4 separate regions of the Mus musculus genome follow, and all the other regions are linked to region 2. A link is a loop called in an ENCODE intact Hi-C map of the cell type or tissue named here. Cell type or tissue: left cerebral cortex. All regions are shown on one strand. Region 1 overlaps Gm42284 (a long non-coding RNA gene). Region 2 has its middle 36 kb from the start of Alg2. Region 3 holds the start of Gm42284 (a long non-coding RNA gene). Region 4 overlaps Invs (inversin).

Evidence for each region. A loop is a pair of places that touch in the nucleus more often than their neighbours do. Peaks named below come from ENCODE experiments on the same cell type or tissue, not always from the same donor. Only the 100,000 strongest peaks of a DNase experiment are listed, where the experiment ranks them.
Region 1: a loop joins it to region 2, with 2.4 times the contacts of the local background. A loop is called at or near these places in 17 of 42 quality-filtered maps.
Region 3: it touches region 2 in a loop (2.3-fold over the local background); 12 of 42 quality-filtered maps call a loop at or near these places.
Region 4: it touches region 2 in a loop (3-fold over the local background); 14 of 42 quality-filtered maps call a loop at or near these places.

What each region holds. Positions count from the first base shown.
Region 1 is chr4:47,593,965-47,601,964 of GRCm38, reverse strand. Gm42284 (a long non-coding RNA gene) reads left to right here. Exons shown (of 3, transcript XR_881261.2): 3 at 6,558-6,839. Among named protein-coding and RNA genes, the nearest start is that of Gm32487, 4.9 kb to the left of the region's middle. In left cerebral cortex, a CTCF peak has its summit at 3,513 (motif pointing right); DNase peaks (open chromatin) are centred at 116, 3,527 and 4,154.
Region 2 is chr4:47,434,756-47,442,755 of GRCm38, reverse strand. No RefSeq gene overlaps it. Among named protein-coding and RNA genes, the nearest start is that of Alg2, 36 kb to the left of the region's middle. In left cerebral cortex, a CTCF peak has its summit at 4,565 (motif pointing left); DNase peaks (open chromatin) are centred at 4,561, 4,982, 5,289, 7,024 and 2 more places; H3K4me3 peaks cover 1,097 bases; H3K27ac peaks cover 1,035 bases.
Region 3 is chr4:47,605,754-47,613,753 of GRCm38, reverse strand. It overlaps Gm42284 (a long non-coding RNA gene), which reads left to right and starts at 7,677. Exons shown (of 3, transcript XR_881261.2): 1 at 7,677-7,737. Gm32487 (a long non-coding RNA gene) reads right to left here. Exons shown (of 3, transcript XR_390552.3): 2 at 7,620-7,797; 3 at 1,119-5,820. In left cerebral cortex, a CTCF peak has its summit at 4,799; DNase peaks (open chromatin) are centred at 3,920, 4,163, 4,392 and 4,864; H3K27ac peaks cover 1,282 bases.
Region 4 is chr4:48,377,292-48,385,291 of GRCm38, reverse strand. It overlaps Invs (inversin), which reads right to left. Exons shown (of 17, transcript NM_010569.4): 4 at 3,014-3,187; 5 at 20-187. Among named protein-coding and RNA genes, the nearest start is that of Tex10, 92 kb to the left of the region's middle. In left cerebral cortex, a CTCF peak has its summit at 4,145 (motif pointing right); a DNase peak (open chromatin) is centred at 4,135.

The DNA.
Region 1 (8,000 bases), 160 kb before region 2:
AAACCCCGCTTTTTATGTGGCTGCTAGGGACAGGAACTTAGACCCTAGTGCTTGCACGGTGAGCAGTTTACTCACTGAGTCATCTTCCCAAGGGAACTGCTTCATACGCAGGCAAAGGCAGCAAGGCCTTTAGTATGTTTCTGTCAGTAGTATGGGTAATGAATGAGGGCTCAAGAAAGCCAAGGGACTTGCCCAAAGTTACGCAGCAAGGAAGAGGTTAAAATGGAGGTGTTAAAGCCTTGACACCTTTAGCAGTGATGAGCTGTATTCAGTCCAGAAATGAGGACACTGATTTGGGATAAGTCCCATCACTCTCCCCAGCTGACCCCACCCCACCCCCTGCCCAGTATCTTTGTCTCAGGCTTCTCAGCAGTGTGGGCAGCCTGCCTCAGCCAGAGCAGAAATCCCAGAGCCCTGAAAGAAGAGCTGGTGTCATAAGGATTCTGTTTTCAGGATATGTTGGAAAGGTGAGAAGGAAGCTTGTCTTCCCATGGCTCGCGGCCAGGAACCAGTGGCAGGCCTGCCCCGGCTGGGAGCTGGGATGCTCCCCAGGTGCCCGGGCATCCCCAGGTCAGTGAGGCTGCCAGCAGTTTTCCAAAGCATTGGCTTCTCTCGGAAAGTAAATCATTGGTGCTTTGCAGGATACCGAGTGCTTTGTAGCTGCAGACAAAACCCACCCTGGAGTTGAGTCCACAGCCAGGCAGAGCTGTGCTGATCCCACATGGGGGCTGGTTGGATGGAGAGGAATCCAAGCTCCATGAAACTGCATCTTGGGGGACTCAAGAGGATCTCCATGGTTTAAACTTGATGCTTTGACCACACACTTTCCACTCCCCCCATCTCTCCTTCTCAGCCCACCTCTTTTTGAGGTCAGTTTCAGATTCTACTCCTTGTGTTTAACCAACTCTAGTTCTCCCTCTGAACAGGGAGTCATCTGCCCCACTCTTGGCTCTAAACACTCCCTGTAAGCATGTAGACAGCCTATGCTGGGCGTGTGTTGCGGATACAGTGCCCCAGCCTGCAACAGACTGGTTCAGAGCAACCACTGGGTTGCTTCCATTTCTTCTTCCAGTGGAGTCGGGTCTCTGGACTGAAAGGACATAAAGGGTGTTATAGATGCTGGGAGGGTGGGGCTCTCCGATAGGGACTCATGCACCCATCCCCAACTGCTGTTCCATCTTCACCTTCTAAGGACTCCTAGCTACCCACTTCCTCCAGAGAACGGCTCCAGAGGCTGGGGCTGCCTCTTTCCACAACTTCGCTCCTATCAGGATCAATGGCTAAGTGTCACAGCTTCCTCTCCTCAGAAAGGGACACCCCTTCATGGAGCTTTAGTCTCCATCGTGTCAACCCCATCGTCATGTTCCCCCAAGCCCCAACCAAGACTAACTCCTCCTAGACACAACTCAAGGTCAATTTTACTTTCTATTTTACCACTGAAAGTTCCATATCCCTAGATCGCCTTCAGTTTTGGCAAAAAGGGTCAATGGGCCAACCTGCGATGGGTCACAGAATTTAGCAGTTAAAAATTACAAAATTCCCAGTAAAAATTGCATGTCATTATACAGTTTTGGTAGAAGTCTATCTTACGCAATACTTGGGTCACAATTGTAATTTTTAAATGATTGTTTATTTGCAGTGAAATTTTATCTGGACATCCCATGTTTTATCCAGTAACCCATATATGAAAACATCTGTTTGCTGCTCCCCACCCCACCCCATCTCTGCTCCACCTTCCTCTCCCTTTGCCGATCTATCTTGAAGCATTCTTCCTCAGTGAACCACAAAGCACCTACATCCCTGCCTCAGGCTCTGCTTCTAGAGAACCTGAGTGGCCAGAGAAATCTCTCCCTATTCACTGGCTTTCTCAGAGCATGTCTCTTTGGCCCAATCCTTTAGACTTAAGCGGGTGGACAGGTCTAGGGACCTTCTGTGGATGTGTTTGAGGGCAAGCTACTAACTTTGCCTGTGTCCATGAAGAACCAGAAACTGCAGGGAAACAAAGGTATCCAATATCCTTGTGAGCATGTCTACCCATATCAGAGCTGACTTGGGGGGCTAGTGTCTGAGCCTTGCTTTAACATGCTGTAACGTGAAACCTGGATATAACAAACTCTAGGGACCTCCCATCCACAGCTCAGTGAGATTTGGACCTTTCCTCAGCCTGGCAGTCTTGTTCAGTTTGTAAAGTACTGGCGCCGGTACTTGGCACAGTAGTAGGTAGTACTCACTAAGCATTTAGTGTTATTAGTATTTGTTGTAAACAGTGACAGCAGATGACATCCGCTGTTCCCAGATGGGGGAAAGTGAAATTAAGATTGCGACCTACAGACCTCTCACTGCGACTGACTGCAGCACAAGGCCAACCAAAGATGGAGTGGGTTGCCTGGCAAGGTGGTGCTCTTTCCATCATTCACAGGGAAGAGAGAAGGAGGCACGACATTTATCTTCCTGCCAGTGACAGATAATTTCCATTCATCATCGTCTTTAATCAAACACAGAGATGTTCTGGCAGAAGCTAGGTGACAATTTGGAAGGGCATGCCAGCCTCTGAGAGTCCTTCCTGGACAGACCTGAGATCCGAGAGTCTTTGAACAAATCAACAGCCCATTCACAAGCTCTGAAGCTACCCTGGTGGCCAGGAACTTGGCAAATGACTCGACAATAGTGTCTCAAACTTCATACCTATGCTTTTCACAACTGTACACATCCAGGTCTTAGACATTCTAGTCATGCCCTGAGAGGGGAACACCAACCCATGGCCACTCGAAGCCTTGCAGAGTCTCAGTTCCTCCACCCTGGGAGGGAATATCAAGACTCTTTTCCTCTACTTATGCCTTCTCCTCCCCATGGGAGGCAGTGTCCCAGATCAGGGGAAAAGCCTGCTCTGTCTCTAGACCGTCAGCTGTCTCATGAAGAAACTAGCTCTTTCTGATCCTTCTCCCACAACTGCCCCTGGACACTAGGCATTCTCATTAAACATAAACGCAGTGGTGTAAACTGCCACATCCATTAAGTCACAGGGCTAAAGGATCCTGGGCAATAGTTCATCCAAACCTTGGCAAGCCCATGTGTCTCCTTAAGTCTCACTGTACCCCTTCCCCAGAGAGTGCTTAACCCTCACCGTTCTCAGGGTAGAATGTGCCTGCTGCTAGAAGGTCCTTCTGCCACACCTAGATGTCTTCTGGTGTGTTATTGTGGCTTCCTCTGGTTGGTCGTGGTTTTCCAGTGATGCTCCAGTTTTTGCTGGGGGTGGGGGTGGGTGATTCAGGATGGCATAGGAGATGCACAGAGAGGCTCAATAAGCAGTGGTGAGAAATACTGGAGAGAATTGTTGGGACCATGCATAGACTGAAAGTGACATGTTATTGAATGCTTGGAATTTCCCATCATGCCTTTTTATACTTTTCTTGCTCAAGGGATCACTCCTCAGCTTTCTGGACAAGTATACATCCCAAATTCTATACTCTGATCGCTGAAGAATACCAGAGTTCTGTGTTACCTCCCGTGCCCACAAGGGGGAACCTGGAAAGAGCAAGGAGAGCAAAACTGAGTCACAAGGAGAGCAAATGAAAGGACCACCTCCTTCACCTTGCAAATGGGTTTGAGGGTGAAATTGTTGCCTTTACAAATGTTTCCTGGAGCAGGAGTTTCCTGGACCCACTCCAGATGGAACTAAGAACCAGATTTAGGACAAAGGGGGAAGATAACCAGAGATACCAAAAGCTTCCCTCTGACCAAATGGCATGCGTGGTAAGACAGAGTAGTCTCCACCAGTGATGTGTGCAGGCTATGTCGGAAGGGAGGGAAGGCTTTGCGAAGCCTTCTAAACACAGGTGGAAGCTGGACATGATGGCTTTTTTATTCTGGACAGGCTATGAATTTTTAGTGTGTGCACATCACACATATCACACACACACACACACACACACACACACACACACACACACACACACACATAGAGAGGTATACCACTGTAGGGTGTGTGACCCTTGCTTAGGTTACCTTTGGTAGCCTCACAATTTTCCTTTGCCGACATGGTTATAAGCAAGAAATAAATGCCTTTCCCCTCTCCTTGGGAGGAGCAGAGCAGATTGCCTGGATCCGCCTCATTCTGCCCTGGCTCTGGTCTCAGCACCAAACGCTTCCTTCTGTGCAGTCTGTTCCCATTGTGACAATGCAGAGGGAGAGCAGGAGAAAGTCCCACAGCCAAGAGTACTCAGAGCGGCAGGCGGGGCTTCGCCATTGACTGGATAGAGCACATTTGCATGGGAGAAGGAGGAGATGGGGTCCTTGGCTCCCCACATCGGCAGAAAGTTTGGCTGGTGAATGCCTCCCCCCTCAAGCATGTATCAGAGAAGAAGTGCTACCAAATGCCCACAGCTCCAGGGTGTTCTCAAAGACAGAGCCTGAGAGAGGTTTCCACAAGAGGAGCCCCTCACACCTCTGCATACTGGAGATGAAAATAATAAGTTAGTTTTCTGTCTAAGAAATGAAATCATGTTCTGCTGCCTGAGACTGGAGAACTGGACCCTCTTTTATTATTATTATCATTATTATTATTATCATTATTATTATTATTATTAAGATCAGACAATTGCCGGGACTGGACCTTCATGCATAAGCAAACATGTTGACTATTACAGTATATATCCTGTGACTAGCTACTGAGGGCTCAACCCCAGAGATCACTGAGTATTCACTATGCCTGGTCCAGGTGGGAACAAAGGGTCAAGAGAGCTGGAACTTGCCCTCAAAGTGTGTGTAGTCCAGGGGAAAAGAAAGATCATCAAAAGCAAAAATTTTAAAAATAAAATAAGATTGATGCATCCAGGCCTCTCAGAGTATATTGGTAGCACTGTAGCCATCTGGAAGGGCCATGGAGAGAGGTGAGCTTGAGAGGAATTTCAAGGATGCCGAGGTTTTTATGAAGTCACAAAGGGTGATGATAGTAAAGGGTATGTGTGTTCACAAAGGTCTGGAGAAGGTATAGCAAATTTGTGCCTCTTAAGGAACAATGAGTTCTACGGTGCGCACAGAGCTGCCCAGCAACAAGACAGAGCAAAGGCTGTGTTTACAAGAATACCTTTAAACCAGGAGCTATTTCATCCCTTGAGGACACTTGATTGTCACAAAGGGAGGCATTTCAGCACTCTTGGTATCCAGTAGACAAAAGTCAGGGGTTCCACCAAACATCTCAGAGTTCTGGGCACTCCCACAACAATGTTCCAATCCACGATGCAATAGTTCAGGGTCGGGAAGCCCCAAGACTACAGAGTGTTTCCCAGAATCCCTGGCCTTTCCTTTCCCTCTAGAGAAGAGCAAGGGGACACTAAGGGACATTTGGGATGTCAGGTCCTACAGTCCAAGGTTCCCCTTCCTGGTATCCCGACTAGCTCTTCCTGATTTCCTATCAGTTCACTTATGAAAAGCCTGAGTCCATTGTCTGTCCTCAAATTGCTGATAAAAATGTTAAACATAAAGCTTTGAGGAGCAAAGGTCACAGCATCCTATACCTGGGGACCACTGTCATCCCTTACTGCATTTGTATTCCCTTTTCAAAGGACAACGTGTCTGAGTTGTTCTGGGGTCTAAGAATTACTCAGTTGTAACAGTCTTAGTGCCAGGCTCTAAGTACTCGCCACAGAGGTTGTTGGGTATATTGTCTATCCTAGAGTCTGAAGAAAAGACTCTGCTGGGTTCCTGGGTTCATATCTGGGCACTGAGGTTCATATCTAAGAGCAGGCTCCCTGACTTCCCTCTGCTTGGAGGCAGGACATTCACATAACCTGTTGACCGCAGGGAACCTCCAGCTCCCTGAGAGCGAGCCTGTTGGTCAGAGAGCTTCTCGCAGCCAGCATGGCAGAGACAGCTGCTCGGCTCGTGTTCTCCGACCAGGAGGTGTTCCCAACCCTGTGATCTGGCCCTTCTTCCAAAGTGGCAGATGGGGCACAGGTGCCTGTCATGAAGCCACCCCCCTCCACCCCACACACACTGGGTATATCTGACCACTCATCACCCGACAGAGGACACACAGTCAGCTGAGCGGTGGGCACCTTCCAAGTGGAAGCCCCCAAAACTGCTGACTGCCGGGCTGCTGCCTTCAGCACAGACAAACGGTGCCAGGTCACGCTCTGCAGAAAACCTCGGAGTCAACCCTGGCTGTCCCAATGGCTTGTTTAAGGCTAATTTGTCTATGGTTTAAAATGTATAACACAACAGTCTTTGACCTCAATGACTCGTTGTGATCTAATTTGCTGGATCCCCAAAGTCATTCCGGAATAAGACCCTTCTTCTCACCCCCTTCATCTCCCAAAGCCTGTTAATTACCCTAGGCGATGAAATGTCTGGCAAGTAATAAAATCCCATTTGGTATTAGGTCTACCTGCGCCATGTCAGAGCAGACCCCAGAAATTTCTATCAAAGTTCCCAGCCCATCACAGGGTCCCAGGATATTGCCTTTCTATAGCTCTTGATCCTACCAACATAGCCCAGAAACCCTCTCCTACTGCTGCAGTTACATCCCGAGCCAGTAATATTGCTCTTTTTTCCTTCAGGGTCCAGCCACATCGAAAAGATCACAGCTGCAGAGAGCACCCCACCTCTGGCTATAGAGTGAAATGAAAACGAGGAGTGAAGCAAGAATAGATGGAAGGCAAGAATGATGGTGAACACCTCCAATCCCAGCACTTAGGAAGGATAAGCAGGCAGATCTCTGAGTTCAAGGCCAGCCAGGTCTCCATAGTAAGTTCCAGGCCAGCAAGGACTCAATAGTGAAAACATGCCTTTTTTTTTTTTTTTAATGCAGACAAGAGAAAGTAATTAAAAGGGCCAGAAAGAGATGATAATGGCTATGGTGATGATTACACCGTTGAGAAAAGGAGGGGTAACCCCTGACTATATGTTATAAATGTAGTCAGGGGTAGGAGGGATCTATCGTTCCCCTTGTCACCATGACCAACGGCCTGACAGGAAGCACTGAAAGGGAGGAAGAACTTATTTGGGTTCATGGCTTTAGGGGATATGGTCCATGATGGTAGGGAAGGCAGGGACGGGGAGGAGACAGTAACTTGACCATATGTACAGGAAGCAGAGCGGGGTTGAGGTCAGAGGTAGAACAAGGTTATAACTCTTAAGGCCCACCCTCCAGTGAATCTCTTCTTCCAGCTAGGCCCTACATGCTAAAGGTTCCCCAACCCCCCCCCCCAAATAAGGAGCTACCAGGCAGGGACCCAGTACTCAAACACATCATTCCACCTTCGAACCTTGTGACCTTAAATGACGGCCTCATATACTCGTATCGGTGCCAAGACTCTGGTCCCATAACATAACAACTCTTTTTTGGGATGCAGTACAAGAGTTCCCATCTCACATAACCTGAAGCGTTTGCACTCTGCGAAGTGTTTTCTGGAAACATCACAGTCCTCCTGCTCTGTGCTGATCATCACCTCTGGCTCCTAAGCGTGCTTCTCACGTGCTTCCTTGGCAGGCCGGCAGGAGGTTAAGGACTGCTTGATCCAGGGTGGAGGCTCAGCATGGAGCTAGGAACCACTAGAGCAGTGAGATGACCACAGTGTCAAGTGGCTACTCTGTGTGATGGGGATTCTAAAAATACACCCCCTGTCCTGCCACTCCTGGGGCACCAGTCCTGCCTGCCCATGTGCCAGGCAGACAGCAGCCTGCTCCCTCCTAACTCTCCCCGATGCCCCTACAGTCCAGGTCATCCTCTATTCTCAGCACTGGCTGTTGTATTAGCCACCTGCCTTCTCTTTCTTCTCCATGTGGCCGATCAGGCGGTTACTGGAAAACACAGTGACCTGTTAAGAGGCCACCACATAAGACAATAAGCAAAGCCCATTCTATTCAAGCAGCTATTCATTCACTCAGTTTAACATACATTAAGACAGCAGGGCAGAGTGCCTTTACTGGGTCAGGGCTGTAGTAAATGCCACACGTTAGGCAACAGAGAAGTTTTGCTCTAGGACTCCATACAACACTCA
Region 2 (8,000 bases):
GTGGGGTAACCTTGGGAAAATCAAATGCTTTCTCAAGCCACGGTTTCATCAACTGTAAAATGGGGCTCTTCCTATATACCCTGAATCATAAGAACTTGGCTGTTCCAGGGACACAGAAACCACTCACTAAGAACAGCTACACCATTTTTATTTTCACAGAAAGCGCTCTGAAATGACCTACAGCAATGTGACGGTCCTTCACAGTAAGGATGACTTTACTCTTCTCCAACATGGGAGTGGTTACTCGTACTCTGATTTGTACTTTCCTTTAGTATAGGACAATGAGCTATAACAGTTGCGTTCAAACCATTAAAGACCTGAAAGTGATTAATTTTATTAAGGATTAAAATTTTTTTCTCCTACAGACCCGTGTAAGAAAATCAGATCCCCTGAAACTGGAGTTAAAGATGTTTATTAGTTGCCATGTACACGCTGGGAATTGAACCCAGGTCCCCAGAAAAGCAGCCAGTGCTCTTAAATGCTGAGCCATCTCCCTAGCCCTATGCTTAGTAGTTTGCTTGTTTGGATGGTTTGGTTTAGAGGGTGTGTGCATGTGTGCTCTTCCTGGGTCTAGAGCACATCCCAGAATACCCATGACTTCTAGAATGATGACGATTCCTGTCTAAGCTGGATATGGGGGTACGCACCTATAACCACAGCATGTTTGTGCATGCGTGTGTATACATGTGTTTATGCATGTGTGTGTGTGTGTGTGCATGAGTGTGCACGTGTGTGCATGTGTGTTAGTGTATATGCATATGTATGCATGTGTGCGTGTGCATATGTGTGCGTGCGTGTGTGTTTGTGTGTGTGTGCGTGTACAGTATCAGCTCTCTTACATAGCTTTTCAAGCTTAGAACATATGTATTTCTCCCATCAAATTGCTCTTATCCATGAGGTCTGCTCCAAGATAGAGGCTTGCAGTGTGAGCAGCAGGTAACCAGACTGGGAAAGGATGTTGAAGGTGCAAGGATCCAGGCCTTCCAGAAGATAAAAGAGAGGCCAGGGCATCTCAGGACAGAGAACAACTAGCTCTCGTTAGATGCCAAACTCTTAGAAAAGTCAAGGTTAAATCTCAATGACAGGCAAAGTGTGTTTCCTTAGTAAGTAGTTAGTTGGGGTGCTTTTTTTGCAGGTGACTTAAAACTGGGTCTTTACTCTCTCACACAGATATTAGTAGGTGGAGAGACTTGATTTTATTTTTATTATTAGATTCAGTGGTCGTTCTGTGTCTTTAGCTGTGCCAGGCAGGTTAGAGAAAGGCTGTAGAGGGGACTGGCGGGTGAATGAAGAGAAACACAAAGAGTGAGCCACACTTGCCAGTTTTAATGACCTTGTTCTCCACCGTCATATTTCTCCACCGTCATATTTCTCCACATTTGTTTTTGTTTGTTGCTTTTTGGATCCATGGTCTCATGGTAGGCAAGGCTGACCTTGAACTCAGTCCTCCAGCCTCAGCCTCCCAAGTGTTGTGGTTACAGGCATGCGCCCCCATATCCAGCTTAGGCAGTCATCGTCATCTAGAAGTCATGAGTATTCCCGGATGGGCTCCAGGCCCAGGAAGAGCCTGGCTGGTTCTGGTTAGGCAAGAGCTGGAGACGGAAAGCAGGAGACAGAAAGGATGCTTTCACACGCCAAGCTGACTCATTCCATGAAGACTCACTCCTCACCTCCGTTTCTGGGTGTAAGACGCAGTAAGGTTCAGCGTGCCAGCGTATCCTCCCGTGTCCCTTTACTGCCCAGATGGCCACTGGGTCTTCATTTTAGTGGTGAAAGAAGAGTAAGGAGCCTCCCTCAACGAGCCTTGAAAAGAGTACTCCCGGTTCACCCCATGTAGTCACAAAGCTTGCCTGACTATAGACCGCTGATATAAATTTCTACCTTCTATCATCTTTATTTCAGTCGGTGACTATGGCGGTGTGCACAGAATTCAAATGTACAGTCAGAAAAGATGAGCTTCTAAACACTGCCGCCCAGCCCCCCCCCCCAATCCCTTCTTTAAATTCAGATTGTTTCCTGCCCCATCATTTGCCTTCAGAATTTTTGTCATAGGCAGATTTTTAGAGGTCAGCCCTAGACCTGGGATTTATTTGTGCCCATAAACAAAATCCCAATATTAATCGCCAACTATTTCTGATTCTCAGTTAACGTTCTCAAACATCTTGAGTCCCCAGGGACTCTTTGCCTTGTCATATGAAGATGATGTTTCCAGATTTATATTCCCCAAAGACGCGGGGAGATCATAAAACTTAATGTATTCCGTGGTTCGGAATGACAATTTCACCAAGAGGCGAGGGAATATTTCCGTGTGGATCATTACGGCACCATGTAAGTTGTTACTGTCCCACTTGCTTTTGAATATGTATCTGCCTCTGCCTATAGAACAGCTCCTTTGCCCCCTCTGGGGCTGAAAGTGGCTGTGCAACGGGGCAGACAGTGAGAGCAAAGCTGAGAACAGCCCCCTGCCTGGGATAAGAAGGTGATGGGCGGCAGGCAGAAGGTAAGAGGCTCTCTTAAGCAAAGTGACTAGCCAGACCAGTACACCGAGCAAAATGACTAGCCAGGCCAGTACACAGAGAGAGATTTGGTCTAGAGAGGGAGGCCACAGTTGGGCCCAGGATGGACCTCAGATCTATCCACAAAGAGCTCTGCCCTAGGAGATTTAGCTTGAACAGGTTGCGGCATGTGCAGAGCCCATGAGGTTGTCAACTCTCTAGCGCTGTGGCAGACAAGCCCAGATAACCAACTTTATTTTAGCTCCGGTGTGGAGGTTCTAGCTCATCCCTTAGGCCTGTGACAAGCAGCAGCGCATCACAGCGGGAACACACGATGCTACAAAACCACCTCCTCATGGGCAGGAAGCAAAGGGACAAGTTGCAGAGCTTGGTGACCTGCAGATCTCTCGTTCGGCCCTGCCCTCCTAAAGGTTCCCCCATCTCCCAACAGCACCACACCAGGAACCAAGCTTTTAACACACAGGCCTTTGGGGTGCATTCAAAATTGAAATCACAGCAGTCCAGCTGCATAGAGGCTAATGGTAGGTTTAGGGCGTGGGATGGGAGGCATGGTTCAGTAAAACTACTAGATAAAAGAGGATTTGATGTAGTCAGAATTTTCTGAGTGTTCCTTTCTGGTTCTGTGCTTGAATCCATTCCATCCTAGTAGCAGAGGCAGAGTGACACCTGGTAAAATGTCTTGCACATAACCAGGGCTCCTGGAAAACATGGGGGAAGGAACCATGAATTCTGCTGCTTGGGAGGAGGCTCAGTACGTCTAAGCAAGGTGACACTAGGCATAGCATTACATTGTCCTGTGACTTGGGGAAGTCTCAGATTGCTGTCCCTTCTATTCCTCCCTAGATTACCAAGAGGGTCACTTCTCAGTGCCCAGTTCTAACTACAAATTGAAGCTGATAATGTGACCCCATGTCTCAAGATAGCTATGAAGGCGATTACAGCCTTGTGAGTGTACAGCACATAACCAAGAGCCAGGCACAGGCTTTGAAGCCAGTACATGCAGCTCTAAGGGCCTGGATGCCTGCTGTCAAGCTTTGTCAACAGGCAAAACGCAACTGTGATGCCTCCAAGGAGAATGTGGCAGGAACCCACCTCCCTTTAGAAAGTCACCTGGGGCAGGTTGCTAATGTCAGAATTGTGGGGGTAGCGGAGGCGACTCCACCTTGAGTCGCAGCAGCAAAGGAAGCAGGGGGAGGGGAGGATCCTGGGTAGAGTAGGGAGAGGACCACAGGTCCACAAGGGAGAGAACGGGTGAGCCACAGGCACAACAGAAACAGCTTCACTCTCCAACCTATTGCTGCTTCTTGGACTCCACACTTAAGGATGGGGACAACTGGTGGAATCGATTTATAGACATGTTGATTTACAGATAAACACATGGCGCTTCTTGGCTTGGTTTGTTTTAGAGAAGAAAGACGACTCTGAGAACATAGCTCAATGGTAGAGTAATTACTGAGCATGTGCAAGGCCCTGGTTTCTATCTCCAGCCCTGGAGAGACAGAGACGTGTGTGTGTGTGTGTGTGTGTGTGTGTGTGTGTGTGTGTGTGTGTGTGTGTGCGTGCGTGTGTCTGAGAGAGACAGAGAACACAGAGATATTCTGAATATGATTCTGTTCATCTATATTAAATAAGAGGCTTAAATGTGTGGTTAATGAGACATAGTAAGAGAAAATAAAGACATGAGAAATTGCATGCACTCTATGTCCCTAGAGAACTTCCTTGTCACGATGCTTAGCTGCTCCTCACTTCATCTGCCTCACGTTAGCCTCAGGATCACCGGGTGGGGTCCCACAGCAAGCGATACCATCACATTTCATCATGAAGGCCCAAAGGCTGAGAGCATCAGACCAGGCATCTGAATCCAGTTCTGTCTGCCTAAACCAAGCATCCTCGCACCAAACAAGATATTCCTACACGTTAAAGGCTTGAAAAGCTCTGGAGGTAGAGGAAGGTCTCACCATCCCTCCCTGATCGCCTTCCAAACGCCAGGCGAGAGGGTTGTAGGGTTGAGCTGGCTCTGGGAACCAACGATGTATGTGCAGCTTTCGCCCCCTGGTGGCTGATATGCGAAGTGCTCGACAGTGGAAGAACAAAGGCTGCTAGCGTCCTTCCCTACCGCCCCCCCCCCAACCCCCGCCCCGGAATGGGGGTTGGGGTCCTGGACTTGGCTCTAGCGGCACGATAGACTAATGAGCTGTACATCTGCTCAGGAGGCAGCTGTTGAGTGCCTGACGGAAGGGTCGAGCCTGAAGGAATGAAATGAAAATTTGATTTATGTCGCTTGTTTTGGCAAGCTTTTGGGAAATGACCAGCCAGCAGCGCTGCCCCAGCACTCATGAGGGGTGAAGGGTGAGCGAGTGTCTCCTTGTCGCTCCACCTCACCCTTCAGCTGTCAACGAAGTCGTCCGTGGGGAACTGACTCTTATGCCCCTCCTCCAGGCAGCTGGCTTGTCCCGCCTTTGCTGGAGATGGGGGCGGGGGGCCTTCTGGTTCATCTCTGCTCTGTCTGAAGGGGGCGGGGGGTGCAGCTTCTTATACTTGTTTGAACATACATGTAAGTGTCCTCAGCTCTAGGCATCTGCCAGCTCCAAGCATTCAAAGGGGTCAAAGGGTGTGTCAGCTGAGAGGATGGCCACGCCCGCTATATTTTCAGAGCAGCGGCAATCTCCATGAGGATCGGGCTCCTTTGAGAAAGGTGGCTCCTTAACGCCAGGTCTCCTGGCACTGTGTGGCAGGTGTATGAATGAGGCCACAGGGAAGCTGGGCACCGTGCTCCAGAGCTTGCTTCTCTGCCTGCCTGTCCAATGTTCCCCTCTCCCAGGAGTATTATGGGAAACACCAGTCCAGCGTGTCTTCTCTAGGGCTGGGCTTCCAAGAGAATCAGCCCCGGGGAAGCTCCCTGCTCGTACAGCCTGCCGGAGTGGGAACACTGCCATCCTCCCTCCCTCTGCCCTGCCCCTTAGGGTGCTTCACATATACTTTCTCTGTATTTCATACTACCTTATTGAAAAGGGGAGACATATGTCTCCTGAGAGGCTTTACCTAGGAGCAGATGGAAGCAGACACAAGCATCAGGTGGCCTGTGGGGAGTCCTGTGGAAGAGTAGGGGATAGGATTAAGCCAGCCGGAGTGGTCAAAGACACCACAACTAACCTGGGCCTGTGGGGGTTCACAGAGACCGAACCACTAACCAGTGGGCTGGACCTAGATTCCCTATACACTTGTAGCAGATGTGCAGCTTGGTTTTCATGTGGGTCCCCTAACAACTGAGCTGTCTGACCCTGTGGCTGCCATTGGATCCCCTTCCTCTACTTGGACTGCCTGGTTGGTCCTCAGGAAAAGGGGTGTGTAGTCCATCTAGGACTGGATGTCTCAGGGTGGGGTGGTACCCCAGGGGGCTTTACTTTCTCTAAGGAGAAGATGAGGGAGTAATGGGGGAGAGGGATTTGTAAGGGTGAGACTGGGGGGAGTGGAGGAAGGGGGTTGATCAGGATGCAAAGTGAATAAATAAATTAATAAGAAAGAGAGATTAAAGTGAGTGGCACAGTTGCTTTCTGGCCTTCATGAGGAAAACCTGGGAAGTGAGCTTTGTCTGTCATGTGTGCTTCGCAAAAGCCAAGCTCCTGTCTATGAAAACCACTTAGGAGGTAGGAGATACCTGAGACCAACTTGGAACTCTCAGCTGTCCCCCTGCCTCAGTCTCCCCAGTGCTGGGATTACAGGTGTGAGTCACCACCCCTGGCGGAAGCATGCTTTTCTGCACATGTCCTTCCCATAGACTCCCTCTCCCTGAGGTCATCAAACCATTTATGAGAGGGAAAATGACACGACCTCAGGTTATATTTCCCCTTGAGTGTTTATATTGAATGAGTGAACTAATTAATAACTAGGATTTCTGCATAGATTCGTAATAGGGAAGCAACAATCCACCACTGAAATGTGCATGACGGTGGGGAGCCACTGTCCAGGCAGAGCTGGTGACGCGTGAGGGACTCATACATCCCCAGAGACCCGGAAGACCTTCGTGCCAAACCGGGACCATTTACTATTTCCATTAATGGCTTGAAGGATGGAAGGGAGCCTCAGCTAATCACATTTCTGCAAGCGCTGAAGCTGGAAGGGATCTTTGCCACTTCGGAGGCCCAGATTAAAATGGGATCGAGGCTTGACGAATTGCAGAGATGGCCCTAAATCAATAAACAGAGCAGCAATAAAGATAAATGCCAGCTGTGTGAACGGGGCTGGAGAAATGATCGGCGAGCGAGCGGCGGGGAGAGAAATGAGTTTTGAGGGGCCCAGGAGGAAGAGCCTGGTTGGGAATTGATCGAGCCATCGTGGTGTTGGTAAGGTGGAGGCTGGGTTCTGCCACCCAGTGGACCCCAAACTTTAGAGAGGCGGAAAGCGACTCTGAGAGCTTAGCAAAATGTTTAAGTCAGAGCTTGGCCTGAGAGGGTGACTCAGCGATTCTGGATCCACGAGGAGAAGATTCCGGCGTAGGTGGACCATACACGATGCTTTTGGGAAAGCAAGATGGCAGAAAGCAATTGACTCCATCACTGTCTCACACGGTTTCCTCCCTGTGACGCCTACCCTCAGGGATTCTCTGAGTTCTAGCATTGGATAAGCTTGGAGATAATCTCCTTAGAGGAAAATGAATTCACAAGGCAAAGGAGCACAGTATTGAGCACAAACTTCGCTGCAATTCAATCAACTTCGTGAGCTTGGACCAATCCAGAGTTTCCCAGCTGTTTTGAGCTGGAAGCTTCGCCCCCCGCCCCCACCCCCCACACACACCGCCCCCGTCCCGACGACCCAGCTCCCACCCTTCTCTGCTGTGTTCTGCACGTCTGTGGGACTGCAAAGCCTGCTGAACTCCTTCCAGTGCGGCTACCCATCAGCCACTTGGTCCTGGGTTCTTTCACCTATTCGCACAGCATCACTTACGGTGCCCACTCTTGTTACCCACAATCCCCTGGGAAGGAATTATTGAGCTGAGGGAAGCAAGTTAAACCCAGTGCAGGGTCTTAGCTTCAAGTATCTATTCATAAAGGCTTTTCTTTCATTCATCCAAACCCTCTCGGGGGAACTGAACATCTTTTTTTAACCTTAGCTTGCAGGAGGCTTTGAGAGCACGTACGCTTAAGCACGTGCCACTGAGGCTGGATAGCCACTGAGGCAGGCTTCTAGTGTGGACGTCCCTCAGTTCCAAATATCCTTCCCTTTATTTGGTTTCTGATGTAGGAAGAATTCATTCAGTCTTCTTTATAGGTGGGCCTATGAAATAGAATGTCCCGGGGCTCCACAAGGGTATGTCTGTGGTACAGCTTGCCGTCTGTGCCACGAATCTGGTGCACTGAAATGTGGTGTTTGTTTGTTTGTTTTTTGTTTGTTTGTTTGCCAAGAAGATGCTCAATAAAAATATGAGCCACGATTTTAAGATGAAGATGTTATTTCCAGTCGACCAACACTACATCTGGATTTCTG
Region 3 (8,000 bases), 170 kb before region 2:
GCAGCCTGTGAGTCAAGACTGTAGAGTTCTAAATTCAAGTGAAAATTCTCTGGCATTGTTCTTATGGATGCTTTAAACTCTAGCAGAAGGAAAGTAGTGGAGGACTGCTAGAAAAACATCTGTACCCCTTTTGCCCCACCCCAGGCAGCAACCACAACTGCTTCAGAGTCTTATTCCTCCTCACCTCAGAACTATAGCCCCATCTTCATGATTTCCTCCAGTCAGCACCATTTTGTAGGGATTCAGACCCAATTCACAAGAGTCAAAGCTGTGATGAGTTTGACCAGGTTGGCACAGAAGCATAGGGAGACACAAATGTCTTCCAGGTGGCATGTACAGTTACAATTTGCGTCCTTTCAAGGGGTGGTGCACGAGTCAGAATTCTTGATATGAATAATAGAATCTATCTTAGCCCATTGTTAGCAGAAAGGCAATTGAGGAAAGAATATTAAGTGGTTCTCAGAATCTTCAGAGCCGCCAAAGAGCCACTCAGAGGTGGCCAGTTACCCTCATGCTTATGGTGACCTTTCTGCTCTCTGTCCCTGCTCCTGAGACTACAGATATGTACACCACACCTGGCTTCGGTGTGGTATCTTTTATAACAACAACAAAGATACGCATGACTTTAGGAGAAAAAACTAAATGACTGGCATTATTTTGTTTTATTATAGCATTGCTCAGAAAAACCAAAGACAGTTAACCTTTCACTCATTATCTACTATATTATGGGTGGATAAAGGCAAGCATGGTGTTAACTGTTGTATGCTTGCAGAAAATTTTCAGTGAACTATAATAGGTGAAAGGGCTTACCTGAATGTCATTTGGAAGAGAAAGCAAAAGGCTAACTTATCTCCTTTAAAATCTCTTAGTCTATAACTTTACTTTTTCTAGAATGTTCTATAATGTAAACTCATTGAGAAAAATTAATTGGGCTACTCACCCAAATGAAATTGAGATGGATCTAAGTACAACTTCTTAAAATAAGCAAAACTACTATCAACCTTTTTTTACCATTAAAGTATATTTTGAAGTAGCTACTTTTTTGTATACTAAAATAAAACCTTTTAGTGTTTTTGAAAAAAAAATAAAAAATTATTTAAATTTTTTAAAGTAGCCAGCTAAAAATAAAGGCCTTCTAAGATCCCTCCTGCATCCACAGTCAGTATTCTCAGGCACAGAACAGCCACTCTGCATTCAAACATCCACTGATGCCGGAGGATGCAGATAGATGTGGGGCTTCCTCACCCACGTCTAAATTAAACTCATCCATAGATGCATATGGCTGGTGAAGAGGTTGGTTTATGTGCCTGTGGGATTAGGAACAATAGAAATTTGTCTTACCCCACTTTTAGAAGGCAGGTGTCCCAAACCAAGACATCAGCAGTACTATGCCACCTCGGACACCTGCAGATGACAGACCATGTTTTGCTGCTCTCCGCTTCTTATGGCTACAAGCATCTCAAAAATGTGGCTCTATCACTCCAAGTCTCTGGTCCCACTGTCACACTGTCTCCTTCTGTCAGTTAACAACCCCATCTCTCTCCCCCAATACCTGAAACACACACACACACACTTAAATGAAGAGGCCATCCAATAATACAGAGTACTTTCTTCCTTGCAAGACCTTCAACTGAATACCTGTAAAGGCTATTTTTCCAAGTAGAGGACTAGCCACAGGCTCTGATTAAGACACGGGGTACATTCTGAGGGAAGGCTGTATATGTTACTCTCCTGATTGTTGTAGCCAAACACCTAACAAGGAGCAAGTTAAGGGAGGGAGGTTGATTTTGGATTATGGTTCAAGGGAACACAGTCTATCGGGACAGGGAAGTCATGGCAGCAAGATCTGAAGGCTGTTGCTCAAATCACTTCCACAGACAGAAGCAGAGGGATGCATGCTGATACTCAGCAAGCTTTCTCCTTTCCAAGCTGAACTGCAGCCCATGGAATGATGCTAACTAGATTCAGGGTGGGTCTTCCCTACCTCCAGTAACTTCATTTAGAAAATTCTGAACAGACAGCCCAGAGATTTGTCTCCTATATGATTCTAGATCCCATGGAGGTGACACTCGAGATTAACCATCAACACCACCTTTCAACTCGCTGGCGCTGATGATAGAGTCAAGTCACTTGTGAAGCCTTTAAATATAATGCATCAGATGCTGTTGCTGATGCAGAACAATGAAGTGACAGCCTCCAGGAAGCAGCTGCTGTGAGAGCTTGAGGGACAGTAAGAACCAGTGTCCATACAAATCACCTCTTCCTACAGGTGAGAATGAAGCCCACAGAGGATCCAAGATCACCCTTGGGTCACATAGCAGAGCTCGGTGTCTGACCTCCACAGGCCTTCCTTGACTGCCCTCCTAAGCTGTGTACAGTGAACCTCACTCAGCACACCCCACGGGGTGTCAGGGCCCCAGCAAAGCCAACACAACATCTTCCTTGGCTTGCCTTTTGATAGGGTCTTCTTGGCCCTTCTCAAAATCAACAGCATCTGCTCTCAAGCCTGCTGGGTTCCCAGAGAGGGACCAGATCAGCTCCCAACTTGCTGCATGGCCTCGAGAAAAGTTCTCTAAGCCTTCTTGTTCTGGTTTCTCTACCTCTCCTCTGGACGCTTCAGCTCAGCGTGTGATGAGGTGACTTTCTGCACAAACATGCTGTAATTTGGTAATTCCAACCATCTGAGCGTGTTTAACTTGGCCCTGGGCCATCCCAGGATGTTTGATAAAATCTGATCACTTGGACAAGTCCCAGGAAGGGAACAGATCAGAGTTTGCGTTCAATGTTGGGAGCCCACCTGATGGGAGAGTGTGTGTATGGGGGGGAGAGGGGGAGGGGCTGGCAGGGAAGAATGTTGAGACTTAAAGCTAGGCAGAAGACGCTGGCCAGGGAAGCAGACGGGTTCCTTACTCAGCCACTGTCAGAGACGCTTTCTCCTGCAGTAGATGGGAATAAATACAGAGAGCCACACCCAGACAATATGCAGAGAGGCAGAGACCGTGGGACACTGAGCGATGAATGGGACATCTTCATCAAATCCTCAGGGCTCGGGGGAACCTCATAGAAGAGGCGGCAGACCAAGAGATGGAGGATGCCAAGGAAACAAGGCCCTCTAAATCAGCATGATCAAAACACATAAACTCACAGAGACAGAAGCAGCAAACATGGGGCCTGCGCAGGTCTGCACCAGATCCTTTGAGTGTATATTATGGCTTCCAGTTTGGTATTTTTGCGGGATTCCTGGGTGTAGAGATGAGCGGGTCTTCGACTCTCGTGCCATCTCTTGGCCTCTTTTCTTTCTGTTTGTTTCATACAATCCCAATGTGTTGCTTTCTGTATTATCTTTTTTTAGTTTATTTTATTATTTCAAAAATACACTAGGAAAAGTAATTCAATGCATTTCAAAGAGAGAAACCGAGCCTTGGAAAGGGACAAGATTCACCCAAGCTCACACAACTAGTTAAAGCCAACACTGCAAGCAGCCTTACCTATTTTGACTTCTATTCCTTGCTCCTTTCCTGTATATCAAGATAAGAGATTTACTTTCCTGTGCTCTGTTCAGTTAGTAGCAGCTGCCTTGGATACTGTCTTCTAGAAGATTCTTAGGCCCTCCAGCCAAGTGAGAAGAAATTGGCTAGCTACACCTGGTCACACAGGAGCGAACAGGAACCTCCATTTTGCCAACCTTGATCTATCACGCTCATGGTAAGGAGAAACTGCTGGTGGGAACTTTGAGCCTTCTTCTCCATAGAGAAGCAACTGGTGGAAGCTAAAAGCCACATAACTAAGTCCGCACACACCTCCTGTTGGCGTCTGTCCCCTGAGTGGTCGGCAGTGCACAACTCAGGAGCTGCCCCCACACCCATAGTCAGAGCTTCCTAGGAAAGGCTAGGAAGTGACAGACGGGAGCGGTGACAGGGTGCCTGACTGCCAGCGTAAGAGCAGTGGGGGAGTAAGTTCCTAGGAAAGCTGAAGAAGACAGCTAACATGGGGGGCACGCTGCACAATGGGCACCCAGGAGTTTCTGTTGTGTTTTCTGTCTTGCTCCAGTCACAATACCACTGCTTAGGCTGACAGCGAAATTGGTTTGTTTTCATAAGCCCAGCTACAAAGCTCTGTGTAAACCGCCGATAAAGTGGCCAGTCCTCCCATGCCGAGGCTGAGGGCTGCTAAGATTGTGCTGAATTTCTGTGGGATAAAGATTAGCATCCCTGCTTTACACATGAGGAAGCAGAGGTGCAGGTGAGACGGGGAAATTGCTAGTCACACAATTGGTAGTGACAGAAGTGAGATTTAAATACAAGCCATGCTTGCCACTCATCTAATTAAAAACACTAGACCCAATCTGAGACCTAGTTTCAGAACCCATGGAACCAATCCTGGTATCCGTGCCTCCCATCCCAACACTTGGGAGGCTCCAGCAAGTCAATTTGCTGAGTTTGAGGCTAGCCTGGGCTATATGGTGAGCTCCAGGTTAGCTCAGGCTTCAATAGAACCTTTTCAGAGCAGAACCTGAAATTCCAACACCCTTTAATAGGAAAGCAAAACCATGGCCTTCGCCTTCTTTTGCTCACCAGACTCCAAACTACCACATTTCTCTGCCTCTGTGGGAAAAAAGTGACCCAGCATGTGAGAAGAATAGGTTCTCCACACAGTTGCCCTCCATCTTCTCCCCCAACACCAACACGAACCATCCAGGTTAAAGGATATTGGCACTGCCACACACTCTCCTCTTTCCCAAATTAATCAAGAAGCAGGAATTTCTGACAAACGCCATCTGCTGATTTTTCAGAGACAAGTTTTGGTGGTGTGACCAGCAGGTGCCTCAGCTTTTTCTAGCATGCAGTACCAAAATAGTCACCATGGCAACCCTTGGAGGGCAGCCTTCCAAAGGGATGCATTGTGAGCACAGAAACTCTAGAGCACTTTCAAGCGAGAAGAAGGAGGCTGGTGTTGGGTTTCCAGTATGGGCGAACGTGGCTTCTCCCCAGCCTCACACTGGGCCCCAGCCCCTGGGTGCTGGGCATAGTCAGGTCCCTCACTGCTCTGAGGTGAGTGTTTCCAGAAAGAGAAGAGAGGTGTGAATTATTGGCAGCAGCATCTTGGGTGTTTTTTGGCAGAGGTTAAGGTAGCACAGCAAAGCTAAACAACATGGGTCTGAGTTGGTTCCTGCCCAGACCTCGGGCAGCTGACTTAGCTCAAGTCTCAGCTTCTCATCTATGAAGCAGGCTGATAAATGGCACCTTCCTGTCCTAGGGAACCTTATAGATATAAGATAGGTGTGAGAGCTACTGAGAAGACATCCAGTGGACAGCACAAGCAGAGAGAGAGAGAGAGAGAGAGAGAGAGAGACAGACAGACAGACAGAGAAACAGAGACAGAGACAGACAGACAGACAGAGACAGACAGAGAAACAGAGACAGAGACAGAGACAGACAGACAGACAGACAGACAGACAGACAGACAGACAGACAGAGACAGACACAGAGACAGACAGAGACAGAGCAACAAAGAGGCAGAGAGATAGAGAGATAGAGAGTGAAGACGACTGGGGTATCAGAAAGCCTTGGGTTCCGAACCAGGCTCTGACTCTGGCTCCAATCTCATGACCTTGGGCAATTCACAGAGCTTGTCCAGCCTGCACCTCCACCTTTCCAGAATGTTCTGGGCCTGACAGCAAGGGCTGAGAAGGTTCCAGCAGTACAACACACATGGTCAGAGGTACACGAGGCTGCCCTTCTTGTCTCTCTGTCCTTTGTGCTCAGGAGACTTCATCCAGGGATCCTTCGGGGAGCTGGAACTTAATGCTTCCTTGTGACACTAAAACAGAAACACAGTATTTCAAGATGTCCCCCTGGGACAGCCCAATGTGAAGAGAGACCTGAGAGGAGCCAGGAGAGGACAAGAGACACATGGCAATACACAAATCTGACCTGGGGTGGGAAGGAAGGAAAATGGGTGGATCCTGGATGCTCAGCAGGCTAGAAAGCTTCAGGATTGCTGTACCAACATGGCCTGTTAGACACATTTTCTGTCTCTTGGAGATAAGTTTAGCTTTGTATCCCTGCCACACTCAGTCACTGATTGGCTGGAAGCAGCTACTAGAAATGTGGCTTTAATAACTGTGGGTGTAAACCTCTAGGGCTCTCAGTCAACTGGGGTCCCCATCTCCAAGGCATCCTCTCATTGGCAAGGTATTTTATCCTCACATCTTTTCCATGGACGACAACCACTTTAGGTATGTGACCACAAGCCCATGCCACCACTTCAGAAACCTGTAACCTATACCCACAATTCCGTGACTGGGAACACTATGGAACTTACACTCAGCAAGACCTCAAAACCCCAACTTGGCAAAACAAGATTTCCCCCAGCTCCATGAAATTACAGAGCTAAGGTGCATGTATAAGCTGCATTTAGATGTGTAGTCAAGCATGTTTATCTGCCTGTGAGACACACATGTCACATGTCATATGTGCCTTAGAGGATAGCATTTCTCTTCGTGTGTACATATGTTGTAATGTTATATAATGATACTATTAACACTATGTTAAGCAATGTACACGCAGCATTCTGACTGCCACCATTGTCACTGAGTTCATGGGTAGGTCGATTGGCTAGTGATGATGGAGGTACCATCCTCTTTCCAGCTCAGTTTTTCTCCTCACCATGCCAATAAGATGACACAGGCAGAGCCATGGTTTGAACCAGGAGTGTCTCCCTTCAAAATCTGAATCCTCCCTCGTCCATGCGACAACTCATTGCACAAAAGCACATATGTGTACCCACAAGGCGAAAATGGGGAAAGGAGCATACACGAAAAGGTGCAAGCTCATGGTTGATTAGTGACTGGCAGCTGGCATTGCCCTCAGAAGTCTCCCCATTCTCCAATGGAAATCACATGGTATATGTCATCTAGAAAACCTTGGTGGGTCCTTGCTGTAAGCGTTCCTAACATAGCATGCTGTGGCTCAAACTTCAGGGACACTCTGATTCTTCTAGTACAAGCTAATGACAATCTGTTCTTTCCCTGAACCCGTGTTCTTGTGACAAATTTTTACTTTGCTTCCTAGAGATTGCTGTGTCCTGGTTGGGGGATATTTTTTGTTTGTTTGTTTTGGTGTTTGGATTTTGTTTTTGTTTTGGTTAGATTTTGGTTTTCTTTTCGTGTGTGTGTGTGTGTGTATTTCCCCCTTGAGATTTGAGTTTTGTAAATCTTTTTTCTCTGCTTGTTTCCTGGCAGCCTGAAAGGCTAGTCTGAAGGAATAGCCTAGATCTGTTTCAGTTCACACTTGTTGGGCACAGGTATACTGCCTAAAATGCCCATATGTGACTGTATTTGATTTAGGGCCTTATCTGAATGATCAGAATGACCAGTTTCTAAGAGATGAGAGTTACTCGAGTTTATTCCATCAACAGGGAGCAGAACATGGTTGGGAGCTGAGCTCTGGACACCTAACCCCCCCCCCCCCACTATGCTCTGCTTCTCTAGACAGAAGATACCATCTGCCCCACAGCCTGCTTTTCAGGCCTTCCATTTGCTGTGCTGAATATCGGGAGCCAGCAGGACCAGCCAAGCTCAGGACAGGGCCACTCGGGGCCAGGACAGGTAGACTTACCTGGATGAGCACCAGCGCGGCTATCTGTATATCTGCTGTCTTCCCATTTCCTTTTGCAGTCTCCTTCCTCACTTCACAATGAAGAGGCCAACTTCTGCCAGTGCCGACTGCCATTCAGGTTCTTGTTTTTCTTTTTAAGAATTTGGGGGAAGAAACCCATCTCGTGCTCACAGGGGACCTGGAAAGCAGAAGCGTCTGGAGATCTGGAGCTGTTAAGGTAGAGAGGTGGCAAGTGTTTTCTAGGACATCCTCGGGGGGCCTGTGTAGCAGGTGGAGGGCAGGGAGCTGCCATCTGGCCAGTCTCCAAGGCTCTACTGTAGTAAAATGGGTGAGAGGGTAGATGGGACATAATGAAGGGACCTGCCTTCAGGGCCAGGCCAG
Region 4 (8,000 bases), 940 kb before region 2:
GTTTTGGGGCCCTACTCACCAGGATACATCTCACTGTGTGCACGGCACTCGGGTCTTTGTGGTTGGCTGCCCAGTGGAGTGGGATCTTGCCTTCCACGTCGGGAATCCCGATGTTGGAGTCGTGCTTGATGAGTAGCTTCGCGTGCTCGGGGTTGTTGTAGTAGGCACTCCAGTGCAGAGCTGTTTGCTGCAAGGTAGAGGGGAGCGTAAGACGCCTCAGCATCCTACTCGTCTGCAACATCTATGTGACAGGCACGGATCGCTGGGAGATTAGGATTCCTTAATCTGCATGTGATAGAAGTTAGCAGTGTGTGGCTGCACTGAGATTTTATGTGACGCCAGAGGCTGACCTCCTGACCACGGGTCTTGGTCATCAAGTGCTGCACATAACAGGGCGAGGAATGGTGACTTACAAATAATCACCAGCAAGGTAACCAACGCTCCTGATGTTATATGCCTCTGAGGAGCACTAAGATTTGAATTAGAATCTTAGAATTTGACAGAAAGATTTAAATTTTGATGTTAACCAGAAGGGAAATATGCTACAGGCAACACATAGACCTAGAATCCTTTAGCATATCAAATTTAAATTTAAGAATAAGTTTACATACTAATAGCTAAATCTAGCTACTGATGGATACTTTTAAAACTAAACCTGCATTTTATCTGAAGTAAAAGTTTGAAGGGGTAATTCTGAACGCAGTAAAGTTGCTGCCACTTTTGCCACTGCCATGAACATGCCTCTTACAGAGAGATCACCACGGACAAAACTAGGAGATGCTTAGATACACATTAGACACTCACTGTCATTCAGCACCCAGTCTAAAATTGGACAATTTACTGACAGGAACCAAGCTCATCTGTCCTAAATTTGAAAGACTAACATTGTGGTATTCATTCAAAGTGCACCTACAGGTATTTATTATATTATGAAGTCATTATTAATGCATTATTTTCTAAAAGATTCATTTTATTTTTGTTTACTTTGTGTGCTTGGTGAACTTCAGGAGGGCAGAGGAGAGTGCTGGGTCTCCTGGAGCTTGAGTGACCGCTGCTGTCAGCGGCCTTGTGTGAGTGCCTGGAACAGAAGCTGGCCTTCTGCATAACTGCTGAGCCATCTCTTTAGCCCTAACCCATTGCTATTCTTATTAATGACCGAAGATAACAGAAAAAAAATCGCTACTTAATAGCAATCATTAATTGATCATAACCACCTTCTTAATAAACATAGACAGAGTCTTAACTTCCTCCCTTTCACTAGGTTATGGTTAGTCAGGGTCTATTTACTCACATATAATATGAGCTTAGCTGTTTGTACATATATATATATGTATATTTTAAAGATTTATTTATTATTATATCTAAGTACACTGTAGTTGTCTTCAGATGCACCAGAAGAGGGCGTCAGATCTCATTACAGATGGTTGGGAGCCACCATGTGGTTGCTGGGATTTGAACTCAGGACCTTCAGAAGAGCAGTCAGTGCTCTTAACCACTGAGCCATCTCTCCAGCTCCTTGTACTTATATTTTTTACATCTTTTTTATTTTTCTACTTATTTTTGCTGTGGTACAATATGCATAAAGTAAAACTGATCATTTAGAGAAACACCAGCACTCAGATGCTCTGAATAGGAAAATATTAATGCATGGTTGCAAAGCAAAAGTTGATTTTCTGACTGCAAACTAAAGAAAATTTGAAAAATACAAGAACCGTCTGAAGTAAAACCAAACCAACTAACCAACCAACCATACAAAACAGAGAAGGGTTGGAGAGGTGGCTCAGCAGTGAGGAGTGCCTGCTCCCATTGCAGAAGAGCAGGCCAGTTCCCGGCACCCACATCAGGTGGGTCACAATGACCTGTAATCCATTTCTAGAGCATCTGACACTCTCTGGCCTCCACATGTACCTGCATTCACATGGTGCACAGAAACTCATGTAGGTACTATGTGTGTGTGAGGATGCACTAGTGCATACACAAACACAGCACATGCATGCACACACACACACACACACACACACACACACACACACACACACACATTTAGGAAATCTTTGAAAAACCATAAGCAGTAAATATAATTATCATATGGATTTTAACTTCATGGGATTATTGGTACTAACAAGACTATGGTTCATCTACAGTGGAAAGAAAAGGATTACTGCTTGATTCCAACAAGTGACCACATTTTTCTTTCTATAAAGAAAGATCAACAAAACTATGAGCTGTGCAAGCAATCTGTTAAAATTTAAGAGCAAGGAAAGTTAAAAAAAATTCTAGCAAGAATTGAGAGGGCAGATGTCAGAACTGAAGTGCAATTAATAGTTGTTCCATGGCTAACATTTATGGAGTGTGTCCTGTTTGAGATACTGTGTTAGGGATCTTGCATTACCTCATTTTACCTTCAGTTATCCTTTTCATGTATTCCAAAATTATGACATAAATGAATTGAGTAATTCCCCCAAGAACACATACTGAGTAAGCAGTGGCTTTTGGATTGGAATCCAAGGAGACTACTGCTGACAGCCCAACCATTAAAGTCATTGCCTGCTTAGTGCACTGTGCAGGCGATGGCACTGTGAGTCCGGGTGATGCTTAGTGCGTTGCATGGACAGCCAGCCACTGTGAAGTCAGGTGCCCACACACTTAGTATACTGCACAGGCAGATAGTCATCATGAGTCCAGGTGCCCACAGGGACTGTTGAGTCTCTCACCAACGACAAATGTTGACTTCTACAGTTAAGCAGGACAGGGTTTGGATTATTGTTTTGCCACTTGGATCTCGGGCAAGCTTTAATCCTCTTGCTGGTCAGATTCCCCACCAACCAAAGGAGATGATACTACCGATCACAGGATTGCTAGCAGGGTAATGGCAGACTTTTAGAAAATACTCTCTGGGACGTCGGGATATGTGGAATTGCCCTCCCACAGGGATGGTGACAATGCCTGCGGCTTGACAAAACAAAGTGTCCCTTTCTTTTTTCATCTGTCTTTGACCCTTACTGCCCATCACCTTGTTTTTGTCCTGTGTATCCACCTCCCCAGGGGCCATAAACTTCAGCAGAAGAGCTAGACACTTGGGGCTCCTGTGCCGAGTGCTCAGGTGCAAAGGTGTCATCTCTTCTAGATCCTTCTGCATCCAGTTTGCTCTTCGAGTAAGTAAGAGTTTCATAAAGCGATAATTTCCCTAGGTGAAAAAAGGAAAAAGAGAGGATGAGAAGAATTTACTACCCTGTGGCCACTGAGTAAATACATTTTATATGTTTTCAGGATTTAAACTACTTTCATAGAGTATACCATGCAGAAAAGTTAATAAAAGGAAAAATGAACATACCTATACTAAGACAGTGATTGCTTTTTGTTTTCCTGTTTCTTTTGATCACTTATGAACACACATATAACTTACACAGTGGCTGGCCAATATTTATTGGGTTAAGTAACATGTTTTTTATATCCAGACTATTATTGCTAGGTGTTTAAAATGTTAGTCTATTATTACTGGATATGCAGACACAAAAACTTTCAATCACAAATATTTATCATAGAAAATGCTTCAATATACGTCATTTTGTACTCAGCTTTTCTCTTTTATCATAAAAACCAAATAACCAGCAGGCACATTTGAGGGTTAGGTTTGTACATTTTATGGCTTGTGTGTATTTTTTTTTTAAGTTACTGTCCTCTACCATCAATATGTAGGGTATTTATTTATTGGTTGTCAAAACAGGGTACATTCAAATACTGTAACATACACTATGTGATTCTTCTCACTGCTGTTTCCCTACAGACTGTATGTTTCAGGAAGCACAGCCATGTTTCATTGGCTACTGTACCCAGTATAATTTCTAATACAGACTACGTGCTTAGTAAATGCAAATAGATTATATGATAGACTGAGCATGAAGAAATGAAAGAGCTCCTGCATTTTTGTTTGCACTTAAATATTCTGATTCACAGTTGTCATGTGAGGTCAGATCAGTGAAGAGTCTTAATTCTCAGATAACTGGCATTTGGCTCTTCTTGCTTTTAAAAGTTTCATTGATTTTAGCTATTTTAACAGCACACAAGCCTTGTCTGGCTTCAGTTTTACTGTAAGCTCTGAGAAGAAAGACACGAAAGTTTCCTCAAGAGGGCGCCCTGCTCTAAGCTTCCTTGAGAGAGCACCAGGTTATAAATTTCCTCAAGAGGGCTCCCTGCTCTAAATTTCCTGACATCTTTCCTTACACAGAAAAAAAAAGTGCTGTTAGGAAAAAAAAATCTGTATGACACTTCATACCAAAATAAAAAAATAAGGTTTGACCTTTCTGAGCATAGCATTTCAAATATTACAGAATTATTCATTATGACCTTTTAGAGATATTCAATCAGACAGTCATTTTGGTTGTGGAATCAGAAAACAGAAAGGAGAAGGAAAGTCACACAGTTGACAGTGGTGACCAATGGGCACAGACAATGCGCCTGGCACATCCATGCTTCCTGTTATTCTTGGGTCTCAAGCTTCCCTACCAATGCGGTATGAACCAGTAATAGCTGCTCCTCCGTTCACTCAGCAAACATTGGCTAAGCCATGTTATGAAGCAGGCAATTAGAACAAAGCTTTTGACATACATTTCATCTTTGTGCTACACTAAAGTATGGTGGAAAATATCTACAGACTAAAGTACCCTTCTGCATCTCACGTGTAAAACAGAGGCAACAACAATGCCTAGAATACTTACACATGTAAAATGAGGCAGATAATATTTGAAAAATAATTGAAGAACACACCGAGTGGATGCCTAGCAAATGTTTCCTAGGATTATGAACAGTTTCCTGGATATTGGGTTTCTCATCAGACCTGGATCTCACCAAGACCAGCTTGGCCAGCAAGACAGTGTAGATGGTAGGTGGATGGAAGAAGAGCTGGTGATGAAGGGTGGCAGGTAGAAAGGCTTGACCGTCATCATCTATAGTACAGCCAGTGGTTAGGAAGAGATCCGAGAATATAGATAGTTAGAATGATAGAGATAATGGCTTCTCTGATTTTCTTACACTGAAGACCATGTCTATGCTCTGCCCACAGTTTATAACACAAGGCTAACAGGAATTTGACTGGTACTCTGAGGAGGAGTCAGCCATATGAACAGATGAACTTCTTCAGGACTGAAAGACAGAGACCTATGAGGTATTATGTATGACAGCTGGGGCCAGACACAAAATAATTCACTTGGCCAACATCAACCTCCTGGGTCTCATGAGCAAGCATTTGGGAAATACTGATTATGTTGCAGGATATTTGATAACACTGTGACCCTCCAAGATTGTGTTGTTTATTGTTAAAACATGTTTCTTGTTGTGGTGTGGCTCACCCTTAGCACACATTTAATCTTAAACGATGAAGGTAAAGTTAGCTTGTAGAAGGAAGCACCCATGTTTGAAAGTGATGTCTAACTGACTGGCAGAAAAAAGTGATGAATCAGAAAAATCTGACAGAATAGGATCTGCCCAACTCTCACAAGAAGAGAGAGGAAAGGGAAGCTACTTAAGGGAGAGGCAGACAGCACAGGAGGAAGAGAGTACAGTGCAGGATACAGTAGAGTTTGTGGAGAGCAGTGCAGTAGAGCTGAGAGGGCAAGTAGAGCAGCACAGAGAGGGAGAAGGAGGTGTTTTACCGGGACAGTTATAGAGAGACAGGTTGCAGAAAGAGAGAACAAGCTAGACACAGGTGAAGATAGAAGGAGCCAACTTGCCAGAGTTAGTTTGAGGTCAATGAAGTCAGATGCTGAGAGAGAAGCCAGATCGAATCAGTCAGCTTGGAGAGGAGTTTGAGCCAGAGCAAGGGAGTTGAACCAGCCAGCCAGAGCTCAGAAAGAGCTTATTCAGCTCTAAGTCTCAGAGGCTGGAAACATTCTATGCCCAGGTTAGATTGTACGGAGGCTGGAAGCTTCCAGGACTAGGCCTAGGTTAGCAGATTGAGGCAGTAAGCTTCAGAGATGACAATCACAACAGATGAATAAAAGTTACTTTCATACAATTATATGCTGACTCAATCTTTACAAAGAAGCAGAAGGGACAGAATTTTCAGAACTGGCATGCAGACAGACATGGTGCTTGAAAAGTAGAGAATTCTCCATCTGAATCAACAGGCAGCAGAAAGAGAGTGACAGTGGGTCTGGCTTGAGCATCTGAAACTCCAAATCCCTCCCCCAGTGACACACTTCCTCCAACAAGGCCAGGCCTCTAACAAGTTCACACCTCCTAATTACACCACTCCCTATGGGTCTATGGGGCCATTTTCACTCAAACCACCACACTCTGGTTCATTATCTCTTCACCAGAGAAGCCTTCTGTTATCAGGATGTGTATTTATTCCCTCTAGAGAAATAGTACATTTCTCACTTTTCACAATCGGTGCTATAATGAATTGTTTTGTACATACTTTCTGGTAATTGTACAAGAATTTCTGGGCTCTTTCAAAAGCAGTTTCAATTTGCATTCCCAACAGAAACATGAAAATTCTTGTTTCTCTACAATTTTGTCCCACTTGGTTTTGTCAATGTGTTGACTTTGGCCAATCTAATTGGTATGCAGTGCTATTTTTATCATAAATTTAATCTGCACTTCCCTAGCTGAGATGGACTATTTTGTTGGCTATTTGTTTCTTCTTTTGTTGATAGCCTTTCGAGTTCTTTGCTAATTTGGAAACGTGGCTATTTGTACTTCATCCTGGAATATTTGTACAGACTATGGATACTCATCTTTTTGCTTTCCTTGGGATCTTTCGCTACGAATGAGCTAATATTCACAATGATATTATCTTCCCTTGCACTTTTTTATTTATCCCCTCTTATTGATTCAGTTTGTTCTTTGACAATTTCACATACATATTTAATACATTCTGTTTACTCTCTATCATCTCTCCTCTTATCTCTCTGTCAATCCTCACTCCTTCCCACTGGTCTCCTTCCCATATTCATGCCATTTTGTTTTGTGACATAATGATTTTAACCACTGGATCATCTGTGTAACCACTGGTTTGGAAATATCATGGTACCAAACCGAAGGCTAAATATTAATGTGTGTACCTACAGGCAAACAATACTCTCAACCTTAACCACAGAAGGTTTTCTTTGCAGTGAACTGTGATAAATGCAGAGACTCATGAAAGTTAAAGATGTTTAAAATAAATGATGTTTGAGTACTTAGCCCTAAATAGGACATTTATAGAACCTATCTAAGGCCCAGTGACTATTGAAGAAGGGACAGCAGGAAAAATATAAGAGCCAGAAGACAGGAAGAAGGGCTGGGAAACACTATCTTCATGCATGACATAGTTATTGTAAACAATCTCATAGTAGCTGTGGTAGGCTGCAGGAGGCCTGCCAATAGTCATGAATCAGGGAAGGCCTCCTGGCCCTGGTCCTCCCTACTGAACTATTGGCAATTAATGTATTGAGGAATCGTTCTCCCTTTCAGTTGTGAACCAAATGGTATTAACTTTTCTTCAACATTCAGTTTCTTCATATATTTTGGTATTTTTTTATAAGTAGATTGCTGCTATTACTATGGAGACAGAGTCTTTGCTGTTTAATCCTGGTTGGCTTGAAACTCACTATATAGAACAGGTTGGTCTTGCATGTGTGGTTATCCTGTTGTCTCAGCTTCCCAAGTGCTGGGATTCCATGTAATCCATGTACAGTTCCTAGGTTTCAAGTTGATTTTAAGGAAAGCCTCTTTGTTACAGTTTTATTTTTCCCTCCATATACCCTTCGGTTTGTTTCCACATAGCTCTTTGTGAAGTCTAAGAACCCACCTGACAGCATTCTCTTGAAGCCTTGTCTCCTATGACATTAGGGATACCACAGTGACAGTCACTCAGCTAATGGCAGCTTTCTGGCCCTGAGGTTGTCCTTGTTTTTTTGTCAGTTCTCCAAGCAGCATTCTCTAGAGCTGTAGAGCAATCTGAGGATACCCGGAACCTCTAACTGTATCTCTTTGCTTCAACAAAAATACAAAAGCTT